Regions from separate parts of the Homo sapiens genome. Here regions 2 and 3 are each linked to region 1. A link is an interaction called in ENCODE POLR2A ChIA-PET data of the cell type or tissue named here. Cell type or tissue: PC-9. All regions are shown on one strand.

Region 1 (2,500 bases):
CAAAAACAAGAAAGGGAAAAAAACCCATCCACTCTCTGAAAAAATATGGTACCAATGAAACCCTAGGCACAATAAATGAGGATGACCTGCCAAATTCAGTGAAGATTACACCAGAGCCTACAAGTATGCTGAGATTAAACACCTGCTGTGGTCCCCACTCTCAGACAAAGTTGGCAGAGCACCAAGTAGGTGGTACATCTGCAGAGCACAACCATTATCCTGGTTGCAACAAAGATTTAAGGGGCACAAGCTGTGGGAACTTCCCAGAACTCTATTTGGCACCATGAAATAGTAAGATAAGACAGGCCTGAATGATAAAATGCTCAGAAATGTTCTCTTTGCTGGAGGCAGTCTGTTGATGAACTACGGTTGGGAGAGAGGGCCAGAAGCAGCTTCACTACCAGCTCAGTTCACTGCCCAGTTGCTTCCCGCACATGGCTGGCTGAAGGAGACCTCATTTCACTCAGTAATGAGTAATAATCAAAACCAAACAAGCAAAAGATCTATACAGCAAATCTACAAGAATTAGGAAGAATGGAATAGGAAAAGCAAATGTCAGATAAAAAAAATTTTCTAGGCAGGGTGCAGTGGCTCACGCCTATAATCCCAGCACTTTGGGGGGCCGAGGCAGGTGGATCACCTGAGGTCAGGAGTTCGAGACGAGCCTGACAAACATGGAGAAACCCCGCCTCTACTAAAAATACAAAATTAGCTGGGCGTGGTGGCGCATGCCTGTAATCTCAAGTATTCAGGAGGCTGCGGTGGAAGAGTCGCTTGAACCCTGCGGGGGCGGAGGTTGCAGTGAGCCGAGATCACACCATTGCACTCCAGCCTGGGCAAGAAGAGCGAATCTCCGTCTCAAAAAAAAAGAAAAAAATTTCTAGAAGAATGTTGCTATGAAACAGACCAAACATATTGTTATGAATTTAAAGGACTTACTGAACCAGTTTAAAATAAGACTTCAAAGCAGAAGAAATGATGAGGCAATAGAAGGAAGTTTAAAATAAGCTAACAGAACTCAGACAGGAAGGAAAATAAAACATCTAGAAATAAAAGCCACATTATAAATGAGGGGAAAGACAGACAGGGATAAAACACAGTAAGATTTAGGAGGACTAGGCCAGGCGTGGTGGCTCATCCCTGTAATAACAGCACTTTGGGAGGCTGGGCAGGCAGATCGCTTGAGCTCAGGAGTTCAAGAGCAGCCTGGGCAATACAGCAAGACCCCATCTCTACAAATAATACAAAAGAATTAGCTGGGTTTGGGGGCACATATATGTAGTACTAGCTACTTGGGAGGCTGAGGTAGGAGGATCGCTTTAGCCTGGGAGGCAGAGGTTGCAGTGAGCCAAGATCACACGACTGTACTCCAGCCTGGGTGACAGAGTGAGACCCTGTCTTAAACAAACAAAAACAATAACAACAACAAAAAACTTTGGAGGACAAGGTTGAGAAATGCAAGCAAAATGAAATGGAAATTTAAAAATAATAAAATGAATTTAAGATAAATGTATAGATAAAAAAGACAAAGTATATCCACCATGTCCATATGAAGGAGAATGGGAACTGAAGGAGAATGGGAACAAGTGGAAAAGAAAAAATATTCAAAGTAGAATTCAAGGGAAACTTCACATAAATTAAAACACTTTAATCTATAGATTGAAAGGACATACAATGAATGTCCCAAGAAAAACTGACAAGAATGACCCCTGTGACATATCCCACTGAGGTTCACTGGACTTCAAAAATAAGTTATCCTTTGAGCATCCAGGCAAAAAGATCAAGGCACCTTTAAGGGGAAACCAATCAGATTGGCCCCAGATTTCTCCATAGCCACATTCAATAGTAGACAACAGTGGTGCAATGCCAGCGGAGGCTTTGGGGAAGGAAGTGAGACTCGCCTGTGTCCTAATAGTCTCATCTGTGAAGGGGATGTTAATAGGTCTTAATTTACAGCATCCTTATGAGGATTAAATAGTGTAAGTATAGACCACCTGTGACTTTAAAAAGTGCTCAGTCATAGCTATTATTATTTTACATAGCTGAACTTTCTTTCAGTAGGCACCAAATGTTTTTGAACACATAAGGTTCAGAAAATATAATTTCCATGAGCATCTCTTGAAGAAATGATTAGAGAAGGAATTTCAGCCAACAAAGAGATGAATGGAGAAATGGAACATGAAAGCCAGTTGAAATGGACTGGAATAAAAACAGCTCAGGTAACTGAATTAATAAAAACTGATTTTTTTTTGTTTTGTTTTTTTGAGACAGAGTCTCACTCTGTTGCCCAGACTGGAGTGCAATGGCACAATCATGGCTCACCACAGCCTCGATCTCCCAGGCTCAAGTGATCCTCTTGCCTCAGTCTCCCGAGTAGCTGGGACTACAAGAATGTGCCACTATGCCTGGTTAATTTTTTAATTTTTTGTAGAGATGGGGTTTCACTTTGTTGCCCAGGCTGGTTTCAAATTCCTGGGCTCATGTAAGCTTCCCACCTCAG
Region 2 (2,500 bases), 270 kb after region 1:
TATGATGAGGCTGGCTAAACTTTAATGGTATTTTTTATTTTAGAAACCTAGTAAATACATATTTACATTTGTAATTACTTGCTGTAATCTTACATTGAATCAGTTGTATTCTGTTTCGTGTATTGTGTCCCCCCCCCCTTTTTTTAATAAAGGAAGCACTGTGACTGTTTTTATTTTAAAGACTTTTTTTTTTTTTTTAAGAGCAGATTTAGGTTGTCCCCTTCTGCCACACATGCATTGCCTCCTCCATTATCAACATCCCTCCACCATAATGGTAGATAGTTATAATTGATGAAGCTACATCAATACATCATTATCATCCAAAGCTGTGACTTCTTTTAGTAATAAAAAGAAGTTTCAAAAATATTACACTTTTGGAGATAATATCCTGTCATACTGAAAAGCCAAAATGTAACATTCATGTATCATATTTTTTTCTTAGTTGAATACGGTATAGGATTGTTATGAAGAGAAGATAAAACTTTTGAATCATTTTAGAAGATAATGGTAGTATTACATTGTTTCCTTATGTAGTTTTTGTACTTCTTTTGGCTTGGTACCTAATGATTATCATATAGATTGAGTGTAGCTGTTTGAGGAACTACTATGTTTTGGATTATTTTCTTTGAGATAGTAAAAATACTTAACATTTGAAACCATGATAAACTTTCTTAAGGTTTTTATGTAAAATGAAGTCTCATCTGTTGTATCAGATTGTTTTGGGGAGTTTAAAATGAGATATTAGTACTTTTTGTAATCGCTTATTGTCATTTGTGTTTGATTCTTAAAGTTATTTGAAATCCTAGTTCTGTAATAACCACTCTTCTGTGGTCTTAAATTTTAGAAACCCTGAGGTTGATACCAGAATAATTTATGGAGTGCTACTTCACTTCTGAGGGAGGTAGGGAGAAAAGCAAAGATGAAACTCAAGAAATACTGTGGTAGAAATGATACTAGAGGAAAATATACAATAGAGGTGGAATAATATTTATAAGTGGAAATTATAAGAAATCTGAACAAAAATTCCTTGGGGCTTAGAGTGTTATAATTAGCATATAGTATGGTGGTTAGCAACAAATTACCTAAGTTGTTGGGATACTTAAGCCCAGGTGGCTTGGAACTTAATATTGGTAGTTGAAAGGAAGAGTTATACTGTAAGTATTAGTGTGAGATTAGTATCTGGAGAGGGGGGAGCAAAAAAAAAATATTCTTTTGGAGATTTATATAATAAACCTCATGGTCAGATGGAAGGTGTAGAATATGATGCTCTTCTAATGTAGATTATCTGATTTACACTATAATGGTTGTACTTTTAGTTTGCAAAACACTGAAAGAGGGAAGTCTTTGGCACTTTTATGGTAGCTAAAATATGCAGTTCTATGCAGAGTAGTCATGGAGTGCTGAAGGAACTTAGTAGATAAAATTTCTGAGAAACGGTAGGGAGTAAATACCAAAAGAAAGTAGAGTTCATTGCGATCGTCAGAAAGTAAAAAAGTGGGTTTTAGAAATTAGGAAGTTAGTTTTGCTGTTGACTCAGCAAATTTTCAGATTTTTCAGATATATGGTTTGTGAAGATTTAAAAGGCAATAAGGAAAATCTCTTATTAGAATAAGTCATGTATACCCTTGGTTTCTTTTTTGATATGATTAGCAACGCTGGTTTGTCAGTGTTTTTTTTTTTTTTTTTTTTTATGGTTAGCAAACACTGGTTTGGGCATGATATAGACATAGTATAACTTGATTTCAGATGAGATATTAAAATGTGAACTGGTTAAAATGAAAATTAAATGGATTTGTAACTAATGGAAAAACAGTAACAAAGTCGGTGCTTTGGAAACATTCTTGAGGGAGACTCTTATGGAGGGCCATAGGGGTTCTGTCTTTGTCTCTACCTTCAATTCTAGAAGGATGACAGAATCAAGAGAAAAGATCTGGAACATTGAGATGAAAACAAGATCAATTAACAGCAGTTATAAAATTCTGCTTTAGCCATAAACACAAACAGTACATGGGTATGATAGGGGATACTCAATTTGATAGCAGTTCATCTGATAAGATTTCACAGTTGGGGTGGGGAGGGGGGACCAGGAAGAAGACAGAGTTAGTCAGAAGCTTAATATGAAGTAACCATGTGATATAGCTATTAAACATTTTAACCTAATCTTATAATTAGACATAATAATTGCATTCAGATATTTGAAGAGCTGTCTTGTAAAAGAAGGAATGAAAGAGCTCTGGGGAGGAAGATTTTGCCTACTTATGGAATGGGCTTTTTTAGTTGGTGCCTTATCAGCTTTTATCAGTGGCACTAATTAAGCCAAGGTCGAATAAATATCTGTACTGTAAAAGAGACTGCAATATTGGTGGAAGGCTGAATTGGATCTAGGGTCTCATTCAAGCTTTAAAGTCTGATTCTATTATTCCTCCTTTAAAATTGAAATTCTCTATCATTAGACCCTTCAGAAATTACAGTAGGAGTTGGTGGTTTGATATAGGGGAAT
Region 3 (2,500 bases), 240 kb after region 1:
GTCCCTTGATTGATAATTTGACTGGTTATAAGGTTGATTTTCACCCAGAATTTATTTTTCACTCAGATTTTTAAGTGAATAGTTCCACTGTCTTCTGACTTGTAATATTGCTATAATGATTATTATTCTCAGTCCCTTGTTAGTTGCCCTTTTATCTCTTTGTAAACGTAGTATCTTTGTCCTTGATTTTCTTAGAACAGGTTTTTTTTGTTCAGTTTGCTGGACACTTGTGGCCTTTTCAATCTGGTTACTTCTTTCAGTACTGGGATGTTTTCTTTTACTTTGATAATTTTTTCTCCACTTTTTTTCTGTTTTCACATGTTGGATATTTCTGATTGGTCCTCTAATTTTCTTAATCTGTTTTCTCTTATTTTCTATCTTGGTTATATAAGGTGAAAACTTTTGTAATCACCCCAGGGTCAAAAGTAGAACATTGCCAGCTAACCCAGAAACCCACATTGCAACCCTTTCATCCCCCAGATAATCTCCATCCTGACTTCTGTGGTGATTATTTTTTCTTTGTAGTCTTATTATTCAGATGTGCATTTTGAGGGTTGTAGTTTAATTTACTAGTTTTAAAATATATGTTTTAAGATTTTTTTTCAATTACAGGTTCTATCTTAGATCTTGCCTCTTTTTTTCTGTGGAGTTTATTTGTGGGAGAAACCAGGTCATTTGTCATGTGCATTTCCTAACCTGTATTTTGCTGTTGCATCCCCACTGTGTAGTTGAGCATATTTCTCTGCATTTACTAGATCTAGAGGCTTACCAGGTTCAGGTTTGCCTTTTTGGGGGGTGGGGTGGGCAAGACTATTTCACATGTGCTGTGGGTTCTCCCATCAGGAAGCATGTAATGTTTCTCTTGCTGTGCTCTTAGCAGCTACTGATGCTCAGTGCATAGATCTATTTATTCATTAGGTGTTGCAAAATGGTGATTTAAAACATTTTCTTTTTCATTTATTGGCTTGAATATATTTATAGAGAAAGTTTACCTCTATTTTCAGCTGGCACCTTACCTGTTCCCCTCTCTGTGCCTTGTATTTCCCTTGATTCAATTCCTTGAAAGAATAAACGTTCCATATTCTGATGGGATGTACAGGATAGGAGATGTGACTCGGGGGTTCCAAGTGTCTTTTTTTTCAGACATGGTCTTGCTCTGTTACCCAGGCTGGAATACAGTGGCTGGATTATATAGCTCACTGCCATTATAGCTCACTGCTGCCTCAAACTCCTGGGCTCAAGTGATCCTCCCACTTATGTGTTCTGAGTAGCTGGGAAGCTGGGACTACAGGCACATGCCACCATGCCTGAGTAATTAAAAAAATTTTTTTTGTAGTGGTGGGGTCTCCTTATATTGACCAGGCTGGTTGCGAACTTCTTGCCTCAAGTGATCCTCACCTGGCTTCCAAGTGTCCTTTTATACCAACTTCTACATATTTCTTCATTCTTTTTATTTTATTTTATTTTTGAGATGGAGTTTAGCTCTTGTCGCCGAAGCTGGAGTGCAATGGTGCAATCTTGGCTCACTGCAACCTCCGCCTCCTGGGTTCAAGCGATTCTCCTGCCTCAGCCTCCCAGGTAGCTGGCATTACAGGAGTCCGCCACTACATCCAGCTGATTTTTGTATTTTTAGTAGAGACGGGATTTCACCATGTTGGCCAGGATGGTCTCGAACTCCTGACCTCAGTGATCCGCCCACATTGGCCTCCCAAAGTACTGACTGGGATTGCAGGCGTGAGCCACCCTGCCTGGCTATTTCTCTGTTCTTTTTTTTTTTTTTTTTTGAGATGGAGTCTCGCTCTGTCACCCAGGCTGGAGTGCAGTGGTGTGATCTCAGCTCAGTGCAACCTCCACCTCCCAAGTTTAAACGATTCTTCTGCCTCAGCCTCCTGAATAGCTGGGACTACAGGTGCATGCCACCACACCCAGCTAATTCTTGTATTTTTAGTAGAGATGGGGTTTCACCATATTGGTCAGGCTGGTCTCAAACTCCTGACCTTGTGATCCGCCCACCTTGACCTCCCAAAGTGCTGGGATTGCAGGCGTGAGCCCCTGCACCCGGTCTATTTCTCCATTCTTAATGCTCCCACTTGACCTCTGTCTTTTGAGTCTTGTGTCAACAGTTCTTTAGTCTTTTGAGGTTCTGTAGAGCAAAGGATTTGCTTCTCATTCCTCATTGTTCTTTCAGCTGACACTTATGTTTAATTTTCTTCCTTATTTTACAAGTGTTCATTCTTCCATCTGCCTTCCATCTTCATATATTGTGATTTAGAATTTCACATGTAACATGAACGTGGAACATCATGTATTGTTGAAGATGGAGTGTGTTTTAATTTTTTCTTTTCTCTTTGTTTTGTCATGAAAAGGAACAAATAAATCTTTACTCTCCTATCTTAATACAGCAAAGTCCTACTCTTCTCATTTTCACTTCTCATTTCTATCCAGGGCCCCAAATACGTATTATTAATATGTTACAACTTCCAAGTCTTCACTTCCAAAC

What was found. ChIA-PET counts read pairs that join two places held together with the same protein. Peaks named below come from ENCODE experiments on the same cell type or tissue, not always from the same donor. Only the 100,000 strongest peaks of a DNase experiment are listed, where the experiment ranks them.
Region 2: POLR2A ChIA-PET joins it to region 1 with 5 read pairs; 3 of 35 experiments call an interaction of 5 or more read pairs at or near these places.
Region 3: POLR2A ChIA-PET joins it to region 1 with 5 read pairs; 3 of 35 experiments call an interaction of 5 or more read pairs at or near these places.

What each region holds. Positions count from the first base shown.
Region 1 is chr1:92,851,641-92,854,140 of GRCh38, forward strand. All of the region lies in intron 2 of DIPK1A (divergent protein kinase domain 1A), which reads right to left. Among named protein-coding and RNA genes, the nearest start is that of SNORA66, 12 kb to the left of the region's middle. In PC-9, no CTCF peak of the experiment used is centred here; a DNase peak (open chromatin) is centred at 978.
Region 2 is chr1:93,123,634-93,126,133 of GRCh38, forward strand. The region is part of intron 9 of MTF2 (metal response element binding transcription factor 2); the gene reads left to right. Among named protein-coding and RNA genes, the nearest start is that of MTF2, 46 kb to the left of the region's middle. In PC-9, no CTCF peak of the experiment used is centred here; no DNase peak of the experiment used is centred here; H3K27ac peaks cover 1,731 bases.
Region 3 is chr1:93,093,890-93,096,389 of GRCh38, forward strand. All of the region lies in intron 1 of MTF2 (metal response element binding transcription factor 2), which reads left to right. Among named protein-coding and RNA genes, the nearest start is that of MTF2, 16 kb to the left of the region's middle. In PC-9, no CTCF peak of the experiment used is centred here; no DNase peak of the experiment used is centred here; H3K27ac peaks cover 368 bases.